Linked DNA regions of Mus musculus: all the other regions are linked to region 1. The links are chromatin contacts, found by Hi-C or POLR2A ChIA-PET in ENCODE. All regions are on one chromosome and are shown on one strand. The core of a region is the stretch at or near the end of the contact, and the rest is flanking DNA. Distances in the headings are between cores, read along the strand shown. Region 1 holds the start of Prss8 (protease, serine 8 (prostasin)). Region 2 holds the start of Fus (fused in sarcoma). Region 3 holds the start of Vkorc1 (vitamin K epoxide reductase complex, subunit 1).

What was found. A loop is a pair of places that touch in the nucleus more often than their neighbours do. ChIA-PET counts read pairs that join two places held with the same protein, here RNA polymerase II (POLR2A).
Region 2: POLR2A ChIA-PET joins it to region 1 with 81 read pairs in embryonic stem cell. The contact joins the promoter of Fus here to the promoter of Prss8 in region 1. A Hi-C loop is called at or near these places in 6 of 37 maps with a recorded cell type or tissue (T-helper 2 cell, heart and left cerebral cortex). POLR2A ChIA-PET finds 5 or more read pairs at or near these places in 5 of 5 experiments (Patski and embryonic stem cell).
Region 3: POLR2A ChIA-PET joins it to region 1 with 65 read pairs in Patski. The contact joins the promoter of Vkorc1 here to the promoter of Prss8 in region 1. A Hi-C loop is called at or near these places in 1 of 37 maps with a recorded cell type or tissue (gastrocnemius). POLR2A ChIA-PET finds 5 or more read pairs at or near these places in 4 of 5 experiments (Patski and embryonic stem cell).

The regions. Positions count from the first base shown.
Region 1 is chr7:127,928,723-127,931,642 of GRCm38, forward strand. It overlaps Prss8 (protease, serine 8 (prostasin)), which reads right to left and starts at 1,391. Exons shown (of 6, transcript NM_133351.3): 1 at 1,076-1,391; 2 at 835-852. The coding sequence starts at 1,160.
Region 2 is chr7:127,965,708-127,968,747 of GRCm38, forward strand. It overlaps Fus (fused in sarcoma), which reads left to right and starts at 1,772. Exons shown (of 15, transcript NM_139149.2): 1 at 1,772-1,870. The coding sequence starts at 1,858.
Region 3 is chr7:127,894,353-127,897,307 of GRCm38, forward strand. Vkorc1 (vitamin K epoxide reductase complex, subunit 1) reads right to left here and starts at 1,265. Exons shown (of 3, transcript NM_178600.2): 1 at 1,057-1,265; 2 at 153-262. The coding sequence starts at 1,229.

The sequences.
Region 1 (2,920 bases), core at 141-2,640:
TGAATGCCTTTCCAGCCTTTCTCCACTAGGCTAGAGAGCCATCCGGGCACAGCCCCTCCATGGCATGTTTGGATCAGCCGGCTAGGTCACAGGTGTCGCTCTCAGCTTCCAGGGCCCTCTCCACAGAGTCCAGGCTGGCTGACACCTGTTCTCATGCCTATGACTGTTCCAACTGCACCAACCTGAGCGTTACCTAGAGACACACCTGTTTCCACCCTCTCCCCATCTGCTGAGCACAGGAGAACTAGGGGTGTGATTGAACATTGCAAGGAAATTGGATTCCTCAGGTTGGGGACCTGAGCCGCTCCCCCCACCCCCCAAGCTAGCAGTAGGCAGAGAAAACACCTAGCTAGATTCTTCCTTCATTCCCTCACAATCCTGACAATGGCTACTACTCAGACTGCAGCTGAGGCGCATCTAGGCTCCAAGGGGCTTTCACTTCCCAATCTCCCGGTCTTCCTCACAGCCCTAGAAGAACAGAACTGAACAGCTTTTCAAGGCAAAGAAACTGGAGCTTTGAAAGATAAGGAGACAAGGCTACTAGATAGTTATGCTCAGACCGGAAACCAGTCTACACTGGAGCTGATCTTCTCAGAGCCACCTCCCCTACCCACACTGAGAGTCAGGCTTCGATTATGCCCGCGGACAGCTCACTGCATCTCTTTACCTCAGTTTCCTCATAAAACAAGAGCCAAGATTCCATACACTCAGAGCTGTTGGGACACTTAGTGTGGCTAAGTGCAAGCCCAGCTAGGCGACAAGTGTTCCTACAACCCGCCAGGGGACACCGAGCCGCTGTGCCCTCACTCCCCCAACTCCCGCAGAAAGCCTCACCTTCAGTCCCGTCAGCTCCTGGAGGGAAAGAAAGAGAGAGGAGTTGGCAGGGAGGCCTGAGTCCCCAGAGCCCTTCACGCCAACCGCTTCCCCATAGGGTGATTCCTTGTTTGGGGGACTAACAAGAGAAGAGGGGAAGACGGTAGGAACACGGAGATTCGCGAATTCAGTCTACACGGGGACCAGCCTGCTCTCACCGGGGCTCCTTCTCCAACCCTCCCTCCCGCGGATCCATACTTACGGATTCCCGACTGGAGCAATCCGAGAAGGAGCAGAATGGTCACAGCTTCCAGCTGCCCAAGTCCCAGGCCCACCCTTAGGGCCATGGCCTAGGACAAGGGCCCCCCGAAGGAGCCCCTAGGTAGAAAGGGAAGAACCAGAAGGCTGGTTTTGAAGGCAGGATCTAGGTGTGGGATCAGAGTGAGGAATCCCAGGATCTAGGCTGGGAAGGTGAAGCAGGCTTCTCGGCAGAAAATGGCCAGGGGGAAGACGGGACACACCTTTAGTCTCTCTGCAGTGACCAGCGTGGACCTGTTCTGCCTTACAATTTGGTCAACAGAGACCTCTCCAGGCACTTCAGGAGCCAACCACCTGTGGGCTCCTCCCTCAGCCACGCCCTCCTCCTCCTCCTCGGAAAGCAGGCTTTTTTTTTTCCTGCTTCTGGCCTCTGTGGTCCTTTCCTGGATCCTTTCGCAGTGGGTGCTTTTGATACAGGAAAACTGATCCTGGACAGTCAGAAAGCAGTCCCAGGCAGGACTGGGAACCCTAAGGGCCAGCCAAGTACCCCAGGTCTTATTGGTCACTCAGTTATCACCCCCCCTCCCCCCACTCCTAGTCCCCTCTTCCCCGACAACCTGGCCTGGTCTAGACCTTATTAAGGTAGGGCCACAGCCGCTGCTCAGCCCTTCCCATCCCTCCTCAGGCCAGGTATCTAAAACTAGCATGGGGGAATGCCCCAGGCCAAAGCCATTCGTGGCAGGCCCTCTGTAGAAACACCTTCCTGCAGGTGTTGAGCACGGCTGGCTATTGACAATCATCCGGTAAGTATTTGCTAAGTACCTATCTGTGCACCCGGCACAAGTGGCAGACTGTACCATCTATGACCTCCTTAAGATGATGATGAAGTGGGGATGTCAGACTCGAATCAAGTAACAAAAGGCAATTATTGATTAATCATTTCAAATTAGGAGCTGTGATATAGACCCAATTAGTGGGACTCTCAACTGCACAGTAGCTGCAGGGCTCGTGGAAGAACAACGCTGGGAACCAAATCCTCAGAGGGCATGGAAAGATGCCAACCAAACAACACTGGCAAAGTTAGGCCAGGTGTGGTGGCACGTGTCTTTAAAGCCAGTTGTGCTTTGTCCCACGGAGGCACAGGCAGGCAGATGTCTGTGAGTTTGAGGCTAGACTGGTCTACATAGCAAATTCTAGGATAGCCAAGGCTACATAGAGAAAAATCTCTAAAAAAAAAAAAAAAAAAAGCCGGATGTGGTGGCACACTCCTTTAATCCCAGCAGCACTCAGGAGGCAGAGGCAGGGGGATTTCTGAGTTCGAGGCCAGCCTGGTCTACAAAGTGAGTTCCAGGACAGCCAGGGCTATACCGAGAAACCCTGTCTTGGAAAAAAAAAAGAATAAATAAATAAATAAATAAAGACAAAGCCGGGGTGTTGTGAAGTAGGTAGGGTAGGAGTTCAGGGAAAGGCCTAGGGAAGGCTCGGTGGTAAAGCAATTCCCACGTGCAGGCCCATAAAAACCCAGGTTCCGATCCCTGGCTTTCTGTAAAGTGTGAGTGTGGCGGTTCACAGCTGCAACCCCAGGACAGTCCTGGGTGGGAGTCAGCAGACCCTGGGGCTTTGCTGCCCAGCCAGTCTAGGCGAACCAGCAAGGTCCAGGTTCATGAAACCCTGCCTCAAGACAGGCTGGAGAGCAGCAGCCTCAGAGTTTGCTTGTGCTGGTGCATGCATGTGTGTGTACACATGAGTAACAGGGCACAGGAGTTCACAGAAAGGCAGCCCGTGTGCCGGCCGTCTGTGGGTATGGATATGGGTTAGGTTTAAGCTGAGGAAAAACTGACCCTTACTT
Region 2 (3,040 bases), core at 522-3,021, 37 kb after region 1:
CAATCCCTATTTTTTCCTTGCATCCAGGAGGAAGGCAATCTTCAGACAAGCTGCAGTCTAGAGGCTGCCTCCCTGCCTGTCCCCTGCCTGCTTCTCACCATCTCTCCACACTGTTCCGTGGGCGGGCCAGAGAGGGTTCCTAAGAGGAGGACAATGTCTATCTTTTCTCCAATGCCCCCTCTCAGGATACAGCTAACGTGGCTTCACAGAGCAGGTTCTCAGTCAAGCTTGGTCATTTTTGTTCTTCTTTTTTTTTTTAAATATCTTTTTAAAAAAAGATTTATTTATTTATTATGTAAGTACACCGTAGCTGTCTTCAGACACTCCAGAAGAGGGTGACCCCTCTCCTCTTCTGGATCTCGTTATGGATGGTTGTGAGCCACCATGTGGTTGCTGGGATTTGAACTCAGGACCTTCGGAAGAGCAGTCAGTGCTCTTAATCGCTGAGCCCTCTCTCCAACCCGTCATTTTTGTTCTTATCCACTTGGTAAACTCCCAGTAGAAATGTCATTCCCTCAGACCCATCCTAACCTACTCATTGCAAAATGAATTACCTGATCTCTGTGATCCCAGAGTCCCTGGTATTGGAATTACAGTTGGTTGTTTGCCCACATTCGGGTACTAGGAATTGAACCTGTGGTTTCTCTAGAGCAGCTGTCTCTCCAACCCCCTTGAATTTCGTTTTGTCCTTGAACTGACAAAAAGTGTTCATGCCTTTAAATGCTTTCAATCATTTCCTGTAACCAAGAAGCATTTTGTAGTTCCCCAGGCTTAGACTTTAAAGATCAGAAGGTCTGACCCTGAACTGCCTCGTACCTCATTCACATTCTTAGTCTAGCCGCTCACTGCTCTCATAAGATCCATCTCCCCTCCACCTCTGCCTAGCTCCGGGACTGGAGAGGTAGGCAGGGTCATGCACAGGCTAAACGATCGCTCTATCATTAAGCTACATTCCTCAGATTTCTTTACAAGATGATGATGGGGGAAAACCAGGACGACTGTAATTCCAGGATGCACAGGGCTAAGGCAAATAGGATCAAGGATTCGAGATCAACTGAGCGGTACTGAGAGGCCAAATTAAAAAAAAAAAGGGGGGGGGTAATTGTGGGTTTGAAGCCTCTTAAGTTGTATACATATGTGTTATTGTTGAACCAGCCTTAGGGCCATAGGGTCCAGACTAAAGCTCATCTTCTTCCAGGTTAAACGTCACAATCTATAAACCTTGTTAAGGTCTAAAGAACAGCAAGCCGAGGCATTCCTAAGTGAAAAACGAGACTGATCAGTGTGCTGTCTGTCAGGAGAGAATGTGGAGGACCAGAGCGACACTGCGTTCGACTCAGTTGCTAGGCCAGGGCAAGCGAAAGTATGCTGCATCTTCCCCAGTGAAAGTGGGGCCCAGCCGCTGGGCCGGTCGGAAGGATTTCGGTTCCCACACCCGGAGACTCCAGGCCTTGACTACACAGTTCCGCTCTCGGGCGCAGGGCCCTGGCACCGCCCCTAGCGGGAGGCCGGGTCGTACCATTCTGCCTCTAGTGGGGTAGAGGTGTGTCGAAGGCGAGCCCCGGGCGACGGACGAGAGCCACCGGCCGCAAGGAGAAAGCGCGTGCGAGTGTTTGGGAATAAAGCGAGTTCGTTTTCCCTCTTGTCTTCCTGAGCTCTCCGTATCCCCGGGGAAGGGTGGGGACCTGGGCGTGCCTCCCCCTCGCGCTTCTCCACTTGGTACGTCCCGGTGGCGCGTAGGCGGCAGGCGTACTTAAGGCGGGCGCGGGAGGCGGGGCCGCTCAGTCCTCGCGGCATCGCTTCGCGGTCGTCTGGAACTTTGTTGCTTGGCGGCCTGCGCTGCGCGCGTGCGCGGACATGGCTTCAAACGGTATGTGGGAGCGCGAGGCGGCGACGGCGCGTCCCTGCGAGGCCTCGTTCCCTCGCAGCAAGGCTTTTGGCTTTCGGCTGGGCCTGCGGTGGCGGGCGAGTGGGCTCCCCCACCTCTGGCGGGAAGCAGCGGGTGGAGGGAAGGGGAGGGCGGTGTCGCCATTTTGTTTGGCTCCCCTGGCGCCTTTGGCGCGGAGACCGTGGGTTTTCTCTCCTGGCCCGGTCACTTGAGTCGAGTGTTGAGAGAGACGCTGCCTGGCGACGTGGGGTGACCGGGGTGAGGGAGCTCTGGGTCTCCGCAGCTTCGCCCCACCCCCTCCCCTCCCTCCGTTCCCGGCCTCGCTTTGTCGCAGTGCTGCATCCGGGCACTTGGTGCGCGCACGCGCTCCTCTGGCCCCTCCCCCTTCTCGCCGCGGCCCCCCTCCCCCCCGCCAGGAGTTGGTCCGTTTTTTTTACTTTTTTCTTTTTTTCTTTCTTCTTCTTTCTTTCTTTCTTTCTTCTTCTTTTTTTTTTTTTTTTTTTTTTTTTTGTCGCGAGACCCTCGGCGGAAGACTTGTGGTCCGGTGCTGGCCTCGCCCTGCTCGCTGGGTCCCTTGGGAAGGGGCGGGGCCACCTCTTCCCGCCTCCGTGGCCGCGCAGCGGGAGCGGAAGCTCCTGGCTGGCCTGCGTGTCCGTGGGATTGGGAGGACCGCCAGGGGATGACCAACGGAGTCAGGGACCCCGGCCTGAGTTTCCCACTTCAGAGTTGAGTTTTCCTAAGGCCGGAAGGAAATCAGAGGAGTCGCTCTCCGAGGCCACACCCTCTCGCTGTCAGTTTTGTCCCAGTGCGGGGGTAGAGCTTGGGTTTCCTGCAGGGAGCTGCTGAGCTACAGCTTCCCAGATTGTTGAAAGTGCTGTCTGCTTTGGGTGCGCATGGTAGGCGGGAGCTCAGTTATTTGGAGCCACACGTCGGGAACCTTGGGAGCACCATGCCATTTGGGGGTTGGAGAGTCCCATTCTTCTAGCTGCTTCCTTGGGCTTGAACTCAACTGTGTAATAGCGCTGACTGTCAAAGTTAATCTTGACATCCGGTGATACCACCTTTCCTGTATACAGAGCTGCTGTGAAGATATAAAATGTGGTGACGTGTGTTGCAGGCCTTGGAAAGACCTGCAACAAGTCAAAAGGATTT
Region 3 (2,955 bases), core at 15-2,514, 34 kb before region 1:
AGTGTTCTGCTTTCTTGACTCCTTGTGATGAGATTGCTCAGTAATTAGCAGCTGGGTGTCAATTGTCTGGGTCACCGACACGACACGACACGAGGTGGGGCTGCTCTGGATTTCAGAAGACAGGTCATGAAGGGGCAAAGCCACTCACTCACCTAACAACAGCTGTAAGGTGTAGAACAGGCAACCAAATATGCTGTTGGATTGGTTGAGGACGCTGTCCGCTCCTAGCATGTGCTCCACCAGCCCAAAGCCCCGGCCCCACCTGGTGGAAGTGAAAGAAGCAGGTAAGTGGGGTAGGCCAAGTGCCTCTTGAGCTTTTTTGTAGAACAGTGATTAGCAAGAAGCTCCACCTACTAAGAGTCCAAAGGGCATTGACCTGGCATGTCCTGGGGCTCTTAGTGGCCTGTCATCACAGACTATCAATAATTTTTCAGGAGTTGGTGAGATGGCTCAGGAAAAACAAGTATCAGCTGCCAGGCCTGTCAACTGGATCGAATCCCCCCGCAGCCCACAAAGAAGGAGAGACTCAACTCCCGAACGTTATTCTCTTGACTTCCACATGCATGTAGTGGCATGCATGTGCCACCTCACAAACAAATAAATGAAAGGTTAAAAGTTTTTCCCAGCTTGATTTCGCTTTACGGTGATCACAACTGGGAAATCTATTTGCTTGGGCCTACAAAGCTACAGTTCCCTCACCACCCACTAACATTTGGTCCTCCAACCCGGACAGAGTGAGCCACTTTGTCCCCTCAGCACAGCCAATAGTCCACCCCCTCCTCCCGCTTTGTATCATCTCAAGTTTCCTCAGTCTCTATGCAATATACTGCCCTGCCTCCTCCAGTCTTCCCATCATTGGTATTTACAGTATCCTCAGAAAGCGTTCAAGCACCAGTATCTCTGTGAGGTCCAGTGTGCACGTCCGATTACCCACCAAAACCCATGGAGCCAGGCCGCTCTCAAAGTGTCCTTTCTGTGGACACTGCGACCCCAGACTCCAAAATTATCTGGTAACCTGGCCTTCAAGAGCCCCATGCTTTCCATGTCTGCACGCACCGAGAGGAGAAGACGCGGGAACAGCTGATGGCCGTGCCCACATCGCAGAGCGCGCGGTAATTTTCATCGCGGGCGCGCGCCGCCTTCACGTGCAGTGCGTACAGTGAGAGGGCTAAGCCAGCGAGGCACAGTGCAAGCCGCACGAGTCCAGGGCTCCTCCAGGTGGTGCCCATGTCGACAGTACAGCCCAGGGACAGGAGGGAAGAATCGCCACGGGGCAGGGCGGGGCCTGCTGTCACCACGCCCCTCCTACCGGAAGATTGGTCGGCCTCCGCTGGCGTTCTCCAATTCAATTGGTTATTCTTAGGCATGACAGCTAGGAATGCTGGGCTGGTAAACAGGATTTAGGAATGTGGGTAATCATTGATAACGCAGCTGCCGGGCATGATGGGAATTGTAGTTGGAGAGGCTGCAAGACATTAAGGGAAATTTGAGTATGTAGTGCTGTAAAGCTACTTTGTTTTGTTTTGTTTGGTTTTTCAAGGACAGGGTTTCTCTGTGCAGCCCTGGCTGTCCTGGAACTCACTCTGTAGACCAGGTTGGCCTCTAACTCAGAAATCTGCCTGCCTCTGCCTCCCAAGTGCTGGGATTTAAAGGCGTGTGCCACCATGCCCGGCTCTGTAAAGCTACTATTAACAGGACGGTAACACACACACACACACACACACACACAAACACAAACACACTGTCGCTATCTTCAGACACACCAGAAGAGGGCATTGGGTCCGGTTACATATGATTGTGAGCCACCGTGTGTGGTTGCTGAGAATTGAACTCAAGGACCTCTGGAAGTTCAGTCAGTGCTCTTAACTGCTAAACCATCTCCCGTTTAGCTCATTTGGGGGGGGGGGGGAGGTGAGACAGGGTTTCTCTGTGTAGCCCTGGTTGTCCTGGAACTCACTCTGTAGAAGACCAGGTTGGCCTCGAACTCAGAAATCCTCCTGCCTCTGCCTCCCGAGTGCTGGGATTAAAGGCATGCGCCACCACGCCCGGCTTAGCACATTTTTTATGACAAGTTCTGTCTATGCATCTGGTATGTCTAGAACCTACGGGTCAATAGACGAATGGAATTCCGCGAAAGCAGGGATACGACTCTGGAAGCATTTTCCCCGAAATTATTTCAGATACCATTTGTCTACAACCTGTCTTTCAAGATCACCGCCAGCCATCCCTCGTGTCTCACTAGCGCCCCTTGTGGGCAGAGGCACCCTCCCTCTCACAATAAATTCCTTTATCTAGGCCATACTTTCCTGTGATTTCCCAGACCTCTGTACCACTGTGGCGCACTCTTGGCAAAACCTGAGCCTGGATCAACCCAACAATCCCTCTTATATTATCTCCCCTTTACAAATATCCCCCCCTCCCCACTGAGGACCTGTCAGTTCTGTACTGTCTGCCTTTCCACCCTTCCCATTTGCCTGGAGTTTCTTCACCAGCTCCCTCTCCAGTTGTCTTTAATCTAATCCCTTCACAGCCAAGTTTTGGGAAGATTTTACATTCCCAGTCTTCCTTACGTCTTACTGATGCTCACATGACAAACTAGCTGCCCTTGAGCATGTCCTTGACACCTAGTTGCAAGCATGACTTGAACATTGAGTCTAATGTTTATTTTTAGAGTCAAAAAGTTTGACTTCCAAGTGATATTAGTTACTGCTTTAAGGAACTCTTTCTTCCTTGATGGCTGCCCTCTCTCCATGGCTTCTCCTTCTCGGGTCTACTTCTTTTACGTCAGAGAGTGTGGTGGATACTGTAAGTGTTCCTGCTCAGATGGGAAGGTATCCTGGGACTCGGAAGCCCAGGAACGACACAGCTGAGGAGAGAAGGTATTCCAATGGGAGGGCATCCTGAGACATGGGGGCCCAAGAGCCACACAGCTCTGAGAGGAAGCATCCTCAGCAG